Regions from separate parts of the Homo sapiens genome. Here region 1 is linked to region 2. A link is a loop called in an ENCODE intact Hi-C map of the cell type or tissue named here. Cell type or tissue: ascending aorta. All regions are shown on one strand.

What was found. A loop is a pair of places that touch in the nucleus more often than their neighbours do. Peaks named below come from ENCODE experiments on the same cell type or tissue, not always from the same donor. Only the 100,000 strongest peaks of a DNase experiment are listed, where the experiment ranks them.
Region 1: a loop joins it to region 2, with 5 times the contacts of the local background. A loop is called at or near these places in 69 of 110 quality-filtered maps.

What each region holds. Positions count from the first base shown.
Region 1 is chr10:110,275,023-110,283,022 of GRCh38, reverse strand. MXI1 (MAX interactor 1, dimerization protein) reads right to left here. Exons shown (of 6, transcript NM_130439.3): 4 at 3,729-3,843; 5 at 2,938-3,109. Among named protein-coding and RNA genes, the nearest start is that of SMNDC1, 26 kb to the left of the region's middle. In ascending aorta, a CTCF peak has its summit at 3,457 (motif pointing right); a DNase peak (open chromatin) is centred at 3,452; H3K4me3 peaks cover 514 bases; H3K27ac peaks cover 5,788 bases.
Region 2 is chr10:109,879,508-109,887,507 of GRCh38, reverse strand. XPNPEP1 (X-prolyl aminopeptidase 1) reads left to right here. Exons shown (of 21, transcript NM_020383.4): 8 at 1,167-1,262; 9 at 3,360-3,441; 10 at 4,866-5,076; 11 at 6,577-6,666; 12 at 7,270-7,320. Among named protein-coding and RNA genes, the nearest start is that of XPNPEP1, 40 kb to the left of the region's middle. In ascending aorta, CTCF peaks have their summits at 2,957 and 3,159 (motif pointing left); a DNase peak (open chromatin) is centred at 3,097; H3K4me3 peaks cover 1,014 bases; H3K27ac peaks cover 1,623 bases.

The sequences.
Region 1 (8,000 bases), 400 kb before region 2:
TATCCAAAAGAGCATGCTGAACTCAGTCAAAATAAAGTAAAATGATGGCCAACACAGTGGCTCACACCTATAATCCCAGCACTTTGGGAAGCCAAGGCAGGAGGATTGCTTGAGCCCAGGAGTTTGAGACCACTTGGGCAACAAGGCCCATCTCTATTTTAATAAAATTTAAAAATATGTTTAAAAAAATTTTTTAAAAACCCAAAAAAACAAAGTAAAATGAGAAACTGCTTTAGCCAAGTGTACCACAGATGTTAACTAAAAGCCCCCATAACACTACAAAAAGGAGGTTGCCAGCTCAGGATAAGGATGGTACTTGGTAAGGTACCGCTAAAGTAAGGTACACTGGGAACACTAAAAAAAAATGAGAGCTATAGTGATGAAAATACACCCTCCTCTCTGAAATTTGGAGGTAGTTGGGGTGGGTACAAGGAGGAGGTAACAGGAAGGACAGCTAAAACCTAAAGACCTAAGAAGAGGTTTCCGCTAGTTAGCAATAGAGGAAAGACTGGGACACCAAGGTCAGGGTTATTTCTGCTATATTTCACTGTTACTGATAAATGTAGCATGTACTTCAGGTTCTTGCTACTGCCTCTGGTAGACTTTTCTTGAAAACTGCCACACAAAAATAAACTTTTACATAGAAAAATAACAAAACAGAAAAACAAGAACTCCTAGGGTTGTGTTAAAAAGGTTGCGTTAAAAAGGATGAAAAAACTATTTAAAAGGCTCCTACTCAGCAAATCTGGGACAGTTTGAGCATTCAAAAGAATTTAAAAGGATGACTGCAATGGATTGGAACACATTCAGTACAGCAAAACATGAGTTCATGATATAATCAAAAAATAGTAAAACCAAAACTTGTTACTTCTGGAAGCTGCTAGGTTACCAACTCTGTTTGGAAAACTGATAAAGCAAAAACCAAGACCAAGCATTTATCCCACCTTCCCTGTATGAACTTTATTTCAGGATAACCGAAAAGTTGATGAGAAAATGTTTATAGGAGAAAAACAGTTTATAAATACAAGAGGAATGACACAATTAGAAAATCACTATTTTATGACACCCAATGAAATAAGGGCAATAATTGCTAAAACTGTTAAGTTAAAGGCTATACATTTATATAAATGTATTAAAATGACCTTACCTGAACCTATTGATTAATATTAAAAGTGCAACAACAACTACACACAATACTGACATAACAGGAAGTACAAAGCACCACCTATGAAGTATTCTGCATCTACCAACCAGTTTACAGTCAATATAAAGGACATAACATGTTAAATGACACCATGAGGATTCAACCAGCCAAATCTAGGATGTAGGAAATTCTATAAGAAAAATGACTCAGTCTCTTGATGTTTAAAAAAATATGTACATATATACAACACACAGATCTATACCTATATATTCCTTCATGTTTTCTCTGCCAAAGAAGTCTTTTTGAGATGTTATGTAGAAATCAGTTTTTGTTTCTACCAAAACGGTGTAGGGGGAAGAGAAAAAATTATTATAGATTAATATCTTAAAAGGCACATCAAACAAATGCAATGTGGCCTTTGGATCCTGATTTAAACATACCAATGGTAAAATGCCATTTTTGAGACAACTGGAGAAAATGTATCACAGACTGGGTATTAGATGATATTAAAAAAGATTATCTGAATTAATTTTGTGGGGTATTATAATAGCATTATAATTACATTTTTAAAAATCCTATTTATTCAAGATACATACTAAAGTATTTAGGGGCAAAATGATGTTATCTGGGATTTGAGTTAAAGCATTCCAGAAAAAATATTGAGGGTGAGCGTAGTGAAGAACAGATGAAACAAGTTGACAGCTATTCAAACTGAATGGTGGGTATACAGGAGTTCATTATTCTATTCTAAGTATGTTTGAAAATTTCCACTTAAAAAAGTCAAAAACAAAAAACAAAATCAGAGTCCTAAAAACAAACAAACAAAAAAACTCTGTCACTTGTCTCATGTTTTAGAATCCTAAAGAGCTCATGAGCTCCTTTCTCCAAATGTAAGACTTCAAATCACCAGTGTTCACCTCTGGGATCTTTTAATGTGATATGAAGCCTGATGTGGTGGAAGCTTTGGGAAGAACAATCAGTAAAATTCAAACCATTCTTTTTTGGTTGACTTCTGTTCTTTAACTCTGTCAAAGATAAATATTCTAGGATAGATGGAAAGAGAAATAAAGGGTGTTGTACTTTAAAATCTACATATAAAAATTCACATCACCAGTAGTAAAAACTTCGACATCGTGTATCTTCCTGACACAATGGATTGAGAAAGGCACAACATCATTTCTTTTCTTTTTTTTTTTTTTGAGACGGAACCTCACTCTGTTGCCCAGGCTGGAGCGCAGTGGCATGATCTCGGCTCACTGCAAGCTCCGCCTCCCGGGTTCACGCCATTCTCCTGCCTCAGCCTCCCGAGTAGCTAGGACTACAGGCGCCTGCCACCACGCCCGTCTAATTTTTTGTATTTTTAGTAGAGACAGGATTTTACCATGTTAGCCAGGATGGCCTCGATCTCCTGACCTTGTGATCTGCCCGCCTTGGCCTCCCAGAGTGCTGGGATTACAGGCATGAGCCACCGGGCACAACATCATTTCTGTGATATTCCTTACCCCAACTGTATACCCTCAATCTAATCATTTGAAAACATCAGACAAACCTAAATTGAGGGACATTATATAATTTATAATATAAATATATAAATATATTTTTTTTCAAGGAAAAAACAAAAAGTTTTATAGTCCACACTGGCACTGCTGTAGACAATATTATGATTGCATAAAACCTACAATGTTACTCTGTTGGCTAGAAAGAAAGCAAATACAGTGCCTCCCAACATACCTTCCCTAAATCCAGATACAGAGATGTTTAGTATTTCATTAGAGAAGAGGCAAGCTGCCTACCTCGCTCTGAATCAGAACGATCTGAAGAAATAGTTGATCCAATGCTGTCCATTCGTATTCGTTCCATCTCCTGAGGACCCTGCAGCTGTTCCAGTCGCCACTTTAAAAATCTCTGTTCTCGTTCCAAATTCTCGAGCTGGTGCTGGCTTTTTCTTTCAGCTTCTTCAAGTTTCTGAAATGATGAAATGATTTTTACATTTGTGTATAGTCCAGTACAAACAATAAAACTGATTCCTCCTTTAGCAGAGAAAACATGAATGAATATACATGTGTGAGTGTGTATAAAAATATATAAATACATTTTAAAGCCTCCAAAATGAGAATGCATATAAATACATATTTTTAAAAATAAAAAATAGTTTTGTCTTTACTTTTGTGTGTATGTAATGAATGCTATGTTACTTGAACAAGATGGACTTCTAAAAGTCTGTAAAGTAATCTCCACGGAGAAACTTCCTCTAGTATGGTATTTGATGGAAAAATACGGAAGGACACAGCCAAATGAAGTCATCTCCACCAGAGGGCACAACTGCCTTCCGAGTATGAAGAGGGTAATTGTTATTTTCCTAGTGTTCTCAGTTCTTCAAATGGCCACGCTGTCAAAACAATTTAGTTTAATCAGGTTATGTTGTTCCCATCAGATTAGCTGGTAAGTTTTTAGAAAGACTTCTCTTGAGGTCAGTTATTAAGGAGGGCATGGTGAACTAGCTGATGTATATGAATAGGAATCAGTGCCAATAATTAAACCAGAACTGAGGGAATTGTGCAAATCTGAAAGTAAAAATTCTCACCTTGATGTGTGCTTTGGCTTTGTTGAGCAAACCAAGTGTTGTGTGCCGGGTGCAGTCTGGTCCTAGTGGAATCAGAACTTTTAAGCGTTCTAAACAAAGGCGCAGATGAGCTCGTCTAAGAAAGACAAAAAGTCAAATCAGCACAGTCTGGTTATTTCACTAGAAATATCATAAAACCTATTTTAAGATAAACAATAATTTGCATTTATTCAGCCTATAGGATAGATGTCACACCCCTAATTCTCCACTGTCAAAGAATGTAGGGGTGGCCGCATTTCAGTCTCTGCTATTTCTGTTGTACTCTTTAGACAACACTCACTTTAGATTATTATCCCCAATGGTAATCTCTGTCAAGATGGTTTATTTTTTAACTCACCCCATAAACTGTCTCAACTGTATTAATATGGAAGTGTGAAAACATACCAGGACAATTGTATTTGATCTTGAATAACTAAAACCACAGGCGAGAGGAGAGGTTTTCAGCTATGGTACCCCAAGGGAATATAATATGCTCACAAGTTTCTATTTCCCCCCTCCCACCTTTTACTTGCTTGCACGTGTGTGGGCACACACACACACACACACACACACACCCTACCTCTCTACAACTGTAGCCATCCTACAGTGTGTTACATGTTGTTATATATTAGTTTGAACCACATGAAATTTCTGATATTCAACCACTTTTCACTTATAAAAATGTTGATTTCTTATACTCCAATACAACAGAAACAGCAAAATTCTGTGACCAGCTAGGGTAGGGTTAGACAAAATATATGCCCTGTGGTCAATTCTAGCCACAGAAATAACCCATAAAATAATCCCCTGCTTCCTATCTAAGTGTGCTAGCTCGTTAGCTTAATTTTTATTTCTTTTTTCTCTTCCTCTCTCGTCTCTCTCACTACCTGCCTCCAATCCACAAGGACAACAGGTGACAAAAATTACTTACTGAAAGTCATTGCATTCTCTAATCTATCCTTCCTGTGGGAAAGTTGAGGGAAATTTCTCCTAGAAATGCTAGCAGAGAACCTCATGGATTTACCTTCCCTGTGCCCTAAAAGAACTATGATCATGGTGATGAGAGAGTTCTGAGTATTTAACTTCATCCTAAAACAATACTAGTCCACATCTTTGGTCCTGTGTTTCATAAGGGGTAAGGTAATTCAGCAGTTAACAGCATATCTGAAAAGAAAATCCACAAATACGTTCACAGTTTACCCCTAGTCCTTAAAGACCTATAATTGAACTTTTGGTAACTGTCTTAACTGCATCAAGAACAAAACACACACCCTCCATTCTCTTCTGAAAGAGGACTAAAATGGTTTTGCTAATTCACACACCAAACTATGCGCTTTCTCTGTCTTAATAGACAAGAAATAATGTCAAGTGAAATTCTCAAAGGCTAGCAATTTGAAAAGAGAGGTAGGAGAAGGCAATAAGCAGCCAATTATGTCATGACAAGCAAGGATGATTAAGGGTAGTGAGGTCAGAGGTTTGGCTAATGAATTAAGATTCTTCTAGCACCTACTAACCTAACTATAGTTAAAGGTCTGACAGTATTTCCATTTCAAATTTCTTTATTGAGTTCAGTACCTCAGGTCTAATAATTGGGTCCAGGCTGAAACCTGACGTAACTGGTGTGGATAAAGGAATCCCTAAATCAAAGGTATATCAATGGATTCTCCTTAATGATATTTAACAACTTCAAAGTCACTTTCCTCCCCTGCTGTACTACCCAAATGCATAGAACCTTTAACAAAATTTTCATTTTTAACTGGAAAATTTCTTAGGTGAGGATTCTCATGTGACCACAGTGCTCTTGCTCAGCAGACCAAAAAAAGCAAACAAACAGCAACAACAACAAAACACCAGAGTAAAAAGTGCCTTTAAACTCTTCATTAAGATTATTATGGCATATGATAACAACTGCACTCATATAATATGACTGGAGCGTGGAAACAAAGACTGGCAGCTACACTAATAGACAATCCTGCTTTAAATTCAGTCTTCTAAAAAACTCAACAAAGCAACTAGTAAAGTTAACAAGCACATTACCGCAAGAATACCTTGTCAATTTGGTTCAAATTAACTCCAAAACTTCAGTATATGTAAGAATTATCTTTTATTTTTTAGTTTTTAAGAAACTTAAAATGGGCTGGGCATGGTGGCTCATGCCTATAATCCCAGCACTTTGGGAGGCCAAGGTGGGCAGACTGAGGCCAAGAGTTCGAGACCAGCCTGGCCAACCCAGTAAAACCTCATCTCTACTAAAAATATAAAAGTTAGCTGCGCATGGTGGTGCACGCCTGTAATCCCAGCTACTCGGGAGGCTGAGGCACAACAATCGCTTGAACCCAGCAGGTGGAGGTTGCAGTGAGCCAAGATGGCGCCACTGCATTCTGCCTGAGCCACAGAGTGAAACTCTGCCTCAGGAAGAAAAAAAAAAAAAAAGAAAAGAAAAGAAAGAAAGGAAAATCAAAATGATTCCATAAACTTTCACATCAAGGAAAAGAAAGGTGAGTCTATTTTCCGTTTTGTGATACTTGCTAAAACCTAGAATGAAAATAACTAACATATTAAAATTTTTTCTCTCTTTAATCATTCCATGTATTTATTACATGGATTTTACATACTCAGCACTGTTCCAGACACTTGCTTGAGAAGGAAAAGTAAAAAAAAAATGTTAACTTTAAGAGTTTACACTCAAGACTACAGAAAGAAACATATTACTTTGTTTCATTTGGTCCATACTGAATGAGTCATACAGATATCAAGGACAACAGAATCTGAATAAATCGAGAGATTGTAATCAGAGGAGGGAGACTTGTAAAAGAGGTTGAAATCTGACTTTGGACTTAAAGAATATTGAATTTGTCTATGAAAAAGTGAGGATTTGCTAGGTAATTTTAAAAGTAAAGGACCTAAATTTATGGATTGGGACCAAGTTTAAACATAAAATTGAAAAAATCTGAATAAATGGAGAGATTGTAATTGGAGGAGGTAGACCTGTAAAAGAGGTTCAAATTTGACTTTGGACTTGAATAATATAGAATTTGTGTATGAAAAAGCGAGGATTTTCTAGGTAATTTAAAAAGTAAAGGACCTAAATTTATAGACTGGGACCAAGTTTAAACATAAAATTTAAAATGCCTTATTTTCTCTCCTTCAAGGGAAAACAACTGAGCTGGAATTCTATATGGAAATAATCAGCTAGTTTCAGCTGTCTGAGGATCTGCAATGCACCGACAAATCAGGAGGTACCCAGACCAAAGTTTGAAAAATGCCTAAATGAACAGGGAAGGCAGAATGCTCTAAAAGATATTTTTTTTAGCCACTACTGAACATTTTATTGTCAAATAATTATTCATCTGCTCTGAGATACAGCTTACACCAAGAAAATATACCCTGAGATATCTCACAAAGGCCAGTGATGCCATTCTTCATATTTTGTAAATACAGTCCTCCAAAATCGGTATTAATATGAAAGATGAACAGTGAATTATTTCCTCTGCTCTTGTGGACAGAGGTGTACCTGTGGAAGATACATGTCATTTCCTTAAGTTTTTGTATTTAAATGAAACAGGCATTTGGAGAGTAGAATAACAAATGGTTAATGGCAGTTGAAGAACAGCAGCTGACCAAGAGGGAGAGTCCCATCCAAATAATGCACACAGTTACCACATGTCCTTAGCTGCCACTTAGGTAAATGTACCCTTCCAAGAGCAATGGATGCCCTGTAACTGTAAACTGGAAAGAGTTAAATCAGAAAAATCGATTCTCCTCAGTGTCTAAGTTTTTTTTCTCTCCTGCAAATTCTTAGAACAGCAATTGTATGGCAAAATTATTCTTCCTTTTCAATGATGCTGCTCTCCACCCTTTCCCCCATAAGTCTCCCTGTTGGTAACCAGATTGCAAGCTTAACCACCAGTGACCTAGAAAGGCATATCTTTTGATGCCATCTGGTCCCTTCTTTTCTTGCCTTCATTCTCATGTGACTGGTAGCTCAAGAGCCTCCTGTATGAGGCTGCCAAATCATGGGTGCTGTAAGACTTTGGGGGAAGGAAAAAGGACAAGCAATAGAAGAAAAAAGCTTGGTTTGATTTGAAAATCCTTATTCACAGGCTGGGTGCGGTAGCTCATGCCTGTAATCCCAGCACTTTGGGAGGCCGAGGTGGGTGGATCTTCTGAGGTCAGGAGTTCGAGACCAGTCTGGCCAACATGGTGAAACCCTGTGTCTACTAAAAATACAAAAATTAGCCAGGCATGGTGGTC
Region 2 (8,000 bases):
GGGCTGCAGGGGAGGGCGTCTTGCTGTAGAAACAGAGGTAGATGGGGGATGGCTGTGGAATGTAGGCAGATTGCCCAGAGGGGTCCTGGGAAGAAAGCGTGACAGCCTAGATTCTGGGCCAAGTTTTAAACAGCATTCCCGAACTGATCTTCAGTGCAGCCCTGGGTGTGGGGGCAGCCCCAGCCTGCTTTCTTGTGTGACATCCTCACCAGAGGGGTATTGCGGAATGGGGAGGATGGGTCCAGTGAGTGGCCCAGGGTCAGCTAAATATTTTCCATCAGCGTGGTTTGAAGTTTTTTTCACTAGAGCAGAAGCTCTGACTTGTTGCTTATAGGAGAGGGGAGAGCAAATGTTGCTGTTCAGTACACATTTGGGTGCCTACTATCTGCAGGATGCTGTGCGAGGTGCTGAGTGAATAAGACAGATGCCCACCCTGCTCACAGGTGGCTGTTCCCTGAGTTATGAATGCTGCCCTGGTAGGGTGGTTGTGGTGGCAATGGGGTGAGCTCCTCTAGCACCACGATTTCATCTTGCAGAGCAACAGAGAGGCCTTGGCAGTGTCTGAAAGGGCAAGTGTGATTTGGAAGTGGTAATCACAGTGAGTCAGACTACAGGGAATTCCTAGGTCTTAGCACTGAAAGGCAAGTCTTGCAGCCCCCAGGAACATCAAGTGGTGGGTGCTGTTCCCCTGACCCCTGAGACTGGGTGAGTTCCCTTTGCTGGGTAGTGTGTTGATATAGGTCCCTGTGTGTCCCCTGTTGCATCAGTATTTACAGTAGTGTGTTAATTGCTGGTTTAATTATCTGTCTTCCCTTCTATATTGTAAGCCCCATGAAGACAGGGACTGGGTCTGGCTCAGATCTGTAACCACAGTGACCAGCAGAGTGCCTGGCACGTATCTATGCCTGGCAGATCTAGATGTTACACAGGCATTTGTGGGATGCGTAAATGAATGAATTTTACTGGTGAGGCAATCAAGGCTCACGACAGTCAAGTGGCTTGGACACTTCTTGTATAGGGCTTGAATCCAGGCCTCCTGCCTGTTTAAGTAGCGTGCTCCTGTAAGAAATGGTGCTGATTAAAGATGTTTAGGGTAGGTTCTTTCACTGGGTTCCTACTGCTTTCTGGGACCAGGGCTGGAGTTAAAGCACATTTGTTTCTTGCAGGCATCTCCTGGAAGGACAAGGTTGCAGACCTTCGGTTGAAAATGGCTGAGAGGAACGTCATGTGGTTTGTGGTCACTGCCTTGGATGAGATTGCGTGTGAGTGCTCTGGTTTCGCTGTTTGGGCATGTTACCCGATCTCTCCTTTGGGTCTCTGGGTATCTGTGTGTTCATGCCATTCAACTTTCTGAGTGGCCAGGGAATAAGAAGAAGACTACGTCACCAAATGGGTATAGGAGATGCCAACTAGGATGAAGGAGAAAGAATTACAGGGAGCTGGGGAGGGGAGTGAGGCTTGTCCAGAGCAGTATTACAGCTGGGTGATGCCCACCTCTGGCCAGTCCCTCAGGACCATGGCACCTCTGAGGAAGGGCATTTCCTACAAATATTTTATGTCTGTCAGCCTCTGTAGGTGTAGAAGTGGGCTCATAGGAGAGGCCTTCTTTCTTTACACTTGTCCTGTGGTTTCCTAAGGTCTTTATAGTGAGAATGTTCTGGGAGCATTTCTACCTCAGAAAACTAGGAACTAAAAGTTCCTCCCCAAGCCCTTTGATGTAATAGTAGTTTCTCAGTCTTTGGACCTTAACCCACCTTCATGCAGTTGTTCAGCACCTTCTTTCATCTAAAACCTGACGGAATCTGGTTGAACCTTCCTGTCCTGTCTTCTGGTTTCTGAGTGGATTTGACCCAGGGCAACTGAGAAGAGGCACTGCTTTATCTTTTTGCCTTCTCACTAGAGAATGAGACCCTACTGCAGTGTCCTCTCTCTTCAGTCCCTGCATCTTCCATCCACAAAACATTGTCAAGTGTGTCAGTGACTTACATCCCTAATTAACTTAATGATCTCAACGTCAGAGAAAAACACCTGTAAAACTTTTCTCTCTCCCTGATTGTAACAAAAACACAATCCCATGATAGAAAACTTGGAAAATGCAGAGGAAGTAAAAAGAAGAAAAAAAAAATCACGTATAAATTCTGTTACTTAGAGATAATCAGTGTCAATATTCTATGCATATATCATTTTATAGCCTGATTTTTTCACTGTATCAGTACACTATAAGCATATACAAGCATAATTTTAAGTGAGTATTAAATACTCCATCATGTGGTTATACCATAATTTATTTAACTGTTTCCCTAAGGATGACCTTTGGGTTATTTGCAGTAATCCTGTAATTTATTATGATGCTACCATCAAAATCTTGGTTCATGAATCCATGTCTTAGTGTTTGATAATTTTCTTCCTATTTCTGGTTGGCTTTTAGGGCTTTTGACTCATCTTGCCCTTTGTCTGCCAGAAAGTTTGCACCTTTGTATTTGAATTTGTCTGTCTTGCCACACCTGAACACCAGGTACTGTCATTTTTAAAGAAGTGCTAGTATGATAGGTAAAAAATGGTGCCTCATCACTTTAAGAAGCCATTATTTTAAAATAGAGGTTATACTTTTAATGCCCAGGCGTTTTTTTGCTCTGATCCTCATGAGAACAAGTGACGGAAGCTGGAAGTCCTGGGACCAGAACTGTGCTCTCTCCTGGTCTGTCTAGTTCTCAGACGTTCAGCAACATCACTGTTACTGGCTGTCCGCAGGTCCCCCACCCAGTCGTGGTGCCAGAGCAGACCCATGGGTGGGCTGCAGGCTCTGATTTCATTGGTGAGCTGCAGCCTTGCTGACTCACTGCTTTTCTTTCCACCTCTGACAGGAAGCTCCGTCTCCATGGGGCTCACTGACCCTTACAGAGGAGGCTTGCCTGGCTTCCCTTGTGGGAGGGTCTCAGTTTTTCTACCCTAGGTCATCTGCCTCAGAAGGGAGAGAGTGCTCGTCTCCTTCCTTTTTATTTGGGAGCGCCAGAGGTTTGTCGGCTTCAAGGCCAGGCCTGGCAGGTCACCACTAGGCGGATCATTTCAACTCCTTGTGGGGGCAGTTCTCAGGATTTCAACTAATAGCTTTTATTCCCTTCTCCGGGCAGTGATGTGGAAGCCTGAGAAACAGCTCTGGTGCCATCACGTGGTGGACATGAGCAATTGCAGCTCAGAGGTGGAACCAGACGGGAGTCAGGCTTCCAGCCTTTCTGTGCGATTCCACTGAATCCTTGCGCAGCAGCTGGACTCCAAGCTGAAGCTCTTCCCTCCCGCTACAAGCGACCCCTTAACATCTTAAGTCAGACAGGTGACAGGGATTTTGATTTCTTTTCTAGGGCTATTTAATCTCCGAGGATCAGATGTGGAGCACAATCCAGTATTTTTCTCCTACGCAATCATAGGACTAGAGACGATCATGTGAGTGTTTGCCCTGCATCTGGAACTCCCTTCCAGAGCTCCTCAGAGCCCTAGTGTGCCCTTTCTGGTCCTGGCCCACCCATCACTGCCTGATATTTCACTGATGTGCTTCTTTTTTCTTGCCCTTTTAACATTTTCCCTTCTTGTTTTCCTTAGCAGTAGGTGTTTATTTATATCCTGCCTCTCTTTGAGCCCCCAAAATGGTTTGAAACGCATGAAAGTGTCTATAGTTCGGGCCACCCATTTGATGTCAAGTTTTCTAGCAGCCAGTGTTAAGGGGTATATATGCTCAATTATACAATTCTGGGTCCACAATGCAAATAAACCCAGTCATTTTGAAGGTCAAAAATAATATGGGAAAACCCCTCCAACTACGCTTTGTTGAATTGTCAGTTTATTTTTTCAAAGCATTTCGTGTGGCCTTCTTTTCATTACTGTTCTATTTCAATAGCTTTTTGCATTAAGACAACACATTTATTAAGTGCTGGTGATGTGCTAAGGGTCTCTGTTAGGTGCTAGGGTGACTGAAACAGGACGGGGTCCTTGGCTGGAGTTGGGGAGATGAGCATGTCCTCTTTCTAAAGTATTTGGGCACATAAGTGGGCACCAGTCTGCTTGTGGGACAGATACAGGTGTTACGAGAGGGGCCTGACCTAGACTTGGAGATCAGAGCAGACTCTTGGGGAAAGTAATATTTTGAAGCAGAGAGTAAGGATAAATGTGGGTGAGTTAGGTGAATGGCAGGGTGAGGAGGGGCGGGGAACCATGATCCAAGCAGAGGGAACAGCATTTTCAGAGACTCTGGACAGTAGAGAGCACAGTGCATGTGGAGGACCTGAAGTGGTTCAGTGAGGTCAGAACATAGTGAGGCCAGAATGTGAGCAGGGGCCACAGAAAAGAGAGGCCTTGTGGGCCACATTCAGGAGCTTGGGTTCTTTTTCTGAACAAGAATAGTGGGAAGCTATTGAACGAATTTTTCAGAGGGAACCACATGTTAGATGTACAAGTTGTAAAGAATATTATGACTGAAACATCGGTAGATGGGGAAAGACTTAGAGGCTGTGGCACTAACCCAAGTGAGAGATGGTGGGACCTGAACCTGAGTGGTGACTGGGCGAGGCTGTAGATGAGCTGGACAGATTAGATGGAGATTTAGGCTGTGGGTCCCAAGGTCTTAATGAAGGACGGGAAGAGGGTCATCAGTGAAGGAGGACACTGCCCAGATTTCTGGCTTGGCAGATTGGGTGGATGGGGGCAGGGAATGCACCTTGGAGGGCAGGATTTGGGAAAGGAGTGGGGAGGAGAGAAAAGGGGCTTGGTTTTGGTTGCCAGGAAACAGAGCCTGATGTGTATGTGTGTCTGTGTTGCCACCTCTCACTCATGTTCCCTCCTTTTTCTGCCACCCACCTCTCCTCCATCTGCAGGCTCTTCATTGATGGTGACCGCATAGACGCCCCCAGTGTGAAGGAGCACCTGCTTCTTGACTTGGGTCTGGAAGCCGAATACAGGATCCAGGTGCATCCCTACAAGTCCATCCTGAGCGAGCTCAAGGCCCTGTGTGCTGACCTCTCCCCAAGGGAGAAGGTGTGGGTCAGTGACAAGGCCAGCTATGCTGTGAGCGAGACCATCCCCAAGGTTGGTGACCCCACTTTGGCCCATCTAAACTCTGCCACCCCCTTCCCAGTTCTGGTATTGTCTTTGGAGCACAGGCAGATTTCTGAGGCTGCCTGTTGGATCAGAACTGTGGTCTCCATGGATGAGGCCTTAAAGCTGGAGCCATAGCAAGAGCCTGAGGGCCCTTATTGCTTGTTGAGTCTTGTGTTTTCCAGAGTGTGGCATGAGAGATTATTTTAGGTGGTACACATTATTATTTAGGTTTGCTTAAATATATCTGTTTTAACAGCATTTAGCATATAATAGAAAAAACATAACTAGCATGAGTTCATGATATAATTATTTAAAATAAAGTTGAATTTAATAAAGCTGATTTAAAGATGGTCTAAAGTAAAGTACTAAGTGAATAAGGGTACAGCAGTTAAGAAGCTAGGGTAAAAGCTGTGCAGGTGGTATAAGAATGCTTGAAGCTTGGGAAATGCTTCTCTACCCCCTCCTTCTGCCGCACCACATTTTATAGCTAAGGACACTTGAGGCTCAGAGAGGATTGGGGAGTTGGGGATTTGGGGATTTGTCAAATTCAAGTGATAGTGATAGCCTTGCCCTTTACTGAGCCCTTGCTGGGCAGTGCTAAGCAGCTGACACTTGTTGCCTCATTTTCATTAGGGTCTGGGATGGGACTGGAATCCAGGCCTCTTTAGAGGTAGGCTTTTCTACTGTCCTCCCCTGGGCCTCTGGCTGCCAAGTGGCCTTTGGCAAGCCCAGTGATGTCCTTTCTTCTCCACTGAGCAGTGGGGCATCCTGGGAAGAATCCAGGCCTGGCTCTCTAGATCTGGCTTGCCATTGTACCCCTGCCATCATCACACACAGTGTGACTCCTCCTCTCTCTCTCTCCTCTCTCTCTGGAGAGAAAGAGAAAAGGAGATAAGATCACAAAAGCAATTTTAGAAGCTTTGTGCAAGTGCCAGGTGTGCTGAGGCCCCTCTGCTGGATTCTAACTTGTTCTCAAATTGGAAAGGGTCTTCTCCAGCCCTTCAAGATCAGATTATTATCAGTAGCTGAGATAGGACCACTGGGCGGGAAGGGAGGGAGCAGGAGACCTCACTCATCAGGTCATGTGCATGGCTAGACAGGGAGAAAAAGCCCCCTTTGTACAGCAAGAGAAGGGTGATTTCGGTCAAGCTTTCAGTGTTAGTGAACTCTAACCACAACCACAGTGGCTTGGAAAGCAATGTCTTGCTGACGGCAGGCAGCCAGCAGTCTCAAAGAGCTAAGGGAGTGAGGGATGGAAGAGAGACACCTTGTTTGATGTACTTACTCTTTTTGGTTGAGCTTAAGCTCAGGGTCATCAATCAAAAGGGACAGGTCGTTGGGGCCCCAGGGGATAGCTATATGGGTCGCCAGTGGGAGCTCTTCAAATGATTTGTCTAAAGTAAGTTTTGCTGAGCAAAAAGGTTGTTGCCTTGGTCTTGGGTGGGTGGAGCCGGTTTGATTTCCCACCCTACTGCCCTTTGCCTCTAGGACCACCGCTGCTGTATGCCTTACACCCCCATCTGCATCGCCAAAGCTGTGAAGAATTCAGCTGAGTCAGAAGGCATGAGGCGGGCTCACGTGAGTAGAGGAGCTGGTGCAGAAGATGGGATGTGAGGTGGTCAGAAGGCCCGGCTCCTTCACCTCCTCTGTGGCATTGAGCCTGGCACAAGGTTAGAATCTCTCTGAGCCTCAGCCTCCTGGCCTTCCAGGAGGAGTTATTGAGGGAATGAAATAAAATACTTGATGGATTAGATCTTTACAAAGTATAATACACAATACAAAAGGAGATATTGATGTTCACAGTGTAGATGATGGTGATGACGTGATGCTGATGAAGAAAGATTTTGGGCCCAGAGGTGGCTTTTGATAGTGGCCTGTTTTTTCCTGGCCCCTGTAGGGTTCTTAACCTTTAAGTTAACCTTTTGGAGGAGCTCCCTGTGCTCTGAGGTGGGGCCCTTCCTGATTGTACCTGAACTACTGAATAGCAGAGGAGCCTTTCCCTGATAATGGGAGTTGCTGCACACACCAGCTTCCCAGAAATGTCCACATGTAAAGCTCTGGTTGCTGATGATGTGTGGCCCTGCAGGTACAGCCTTCTCAGTATTGCATTAGGGCTAGGCTCTGAATCTGGTCACGTGATTTTCAGTGATAACTTAAAAAATGTCTCCATTGTTTGCACAGATTAAAGATGCTGTTGCTCTCTGTGAACTCTTTAACTGGCTGGAGAAAGAGGTTGGTTCTTAGTCTTTGTTTAATATGTGGATATACATTATTCAGACCTACCTATATGTGATTCTAACTCTAGCATCTCCCATGCTCTGCTGACCATGAGATCTGAGATCTTCATCAAATTTTTGGGCTCTATTTTAATAATTCTCTCTGGAAATTTGGTGTGTGTAGATTTCAAAATTCCTTAATTATGAAAATAGTAACAAGAATGAAGAAAAGTTCCATAATAGAGTGGATGCTTTTTGGGTTAGGGAATCATAACTAAGTGGAATTTCATTATAAGGAAAAATGAGTCTTATAATATTATTATAGGCAAGCTGATTGTATTAGGAGAAAAAGATCTTTGTGTACATTTTGAACTTCAGTTTAAGCCTTGAGCCTTTTTATATTAAATTGACTCTTGGCCATTAATTTCTTGCTCTAGTTGACAAGAGGGTGGTTTCTCTGTGGTGTTATTAAACAATATCATGTTCCCTTTAAGTATTGTATAAACAACTCTTTAATTGGGAAAAGAAAATATTGTCTTTATTCCCACTAGTGTAACTTTTTCCCTCATGTTTCCTTCTGGTGATTGTTCATCTATGTAAATTATTATTATTATTTTATTTTATTTTATTTTTTGAGACGGAGTCTCACTCTGTCACCCAGGCTGGAGTGCAGTGGTGTGATCTCGGCTCACTGCA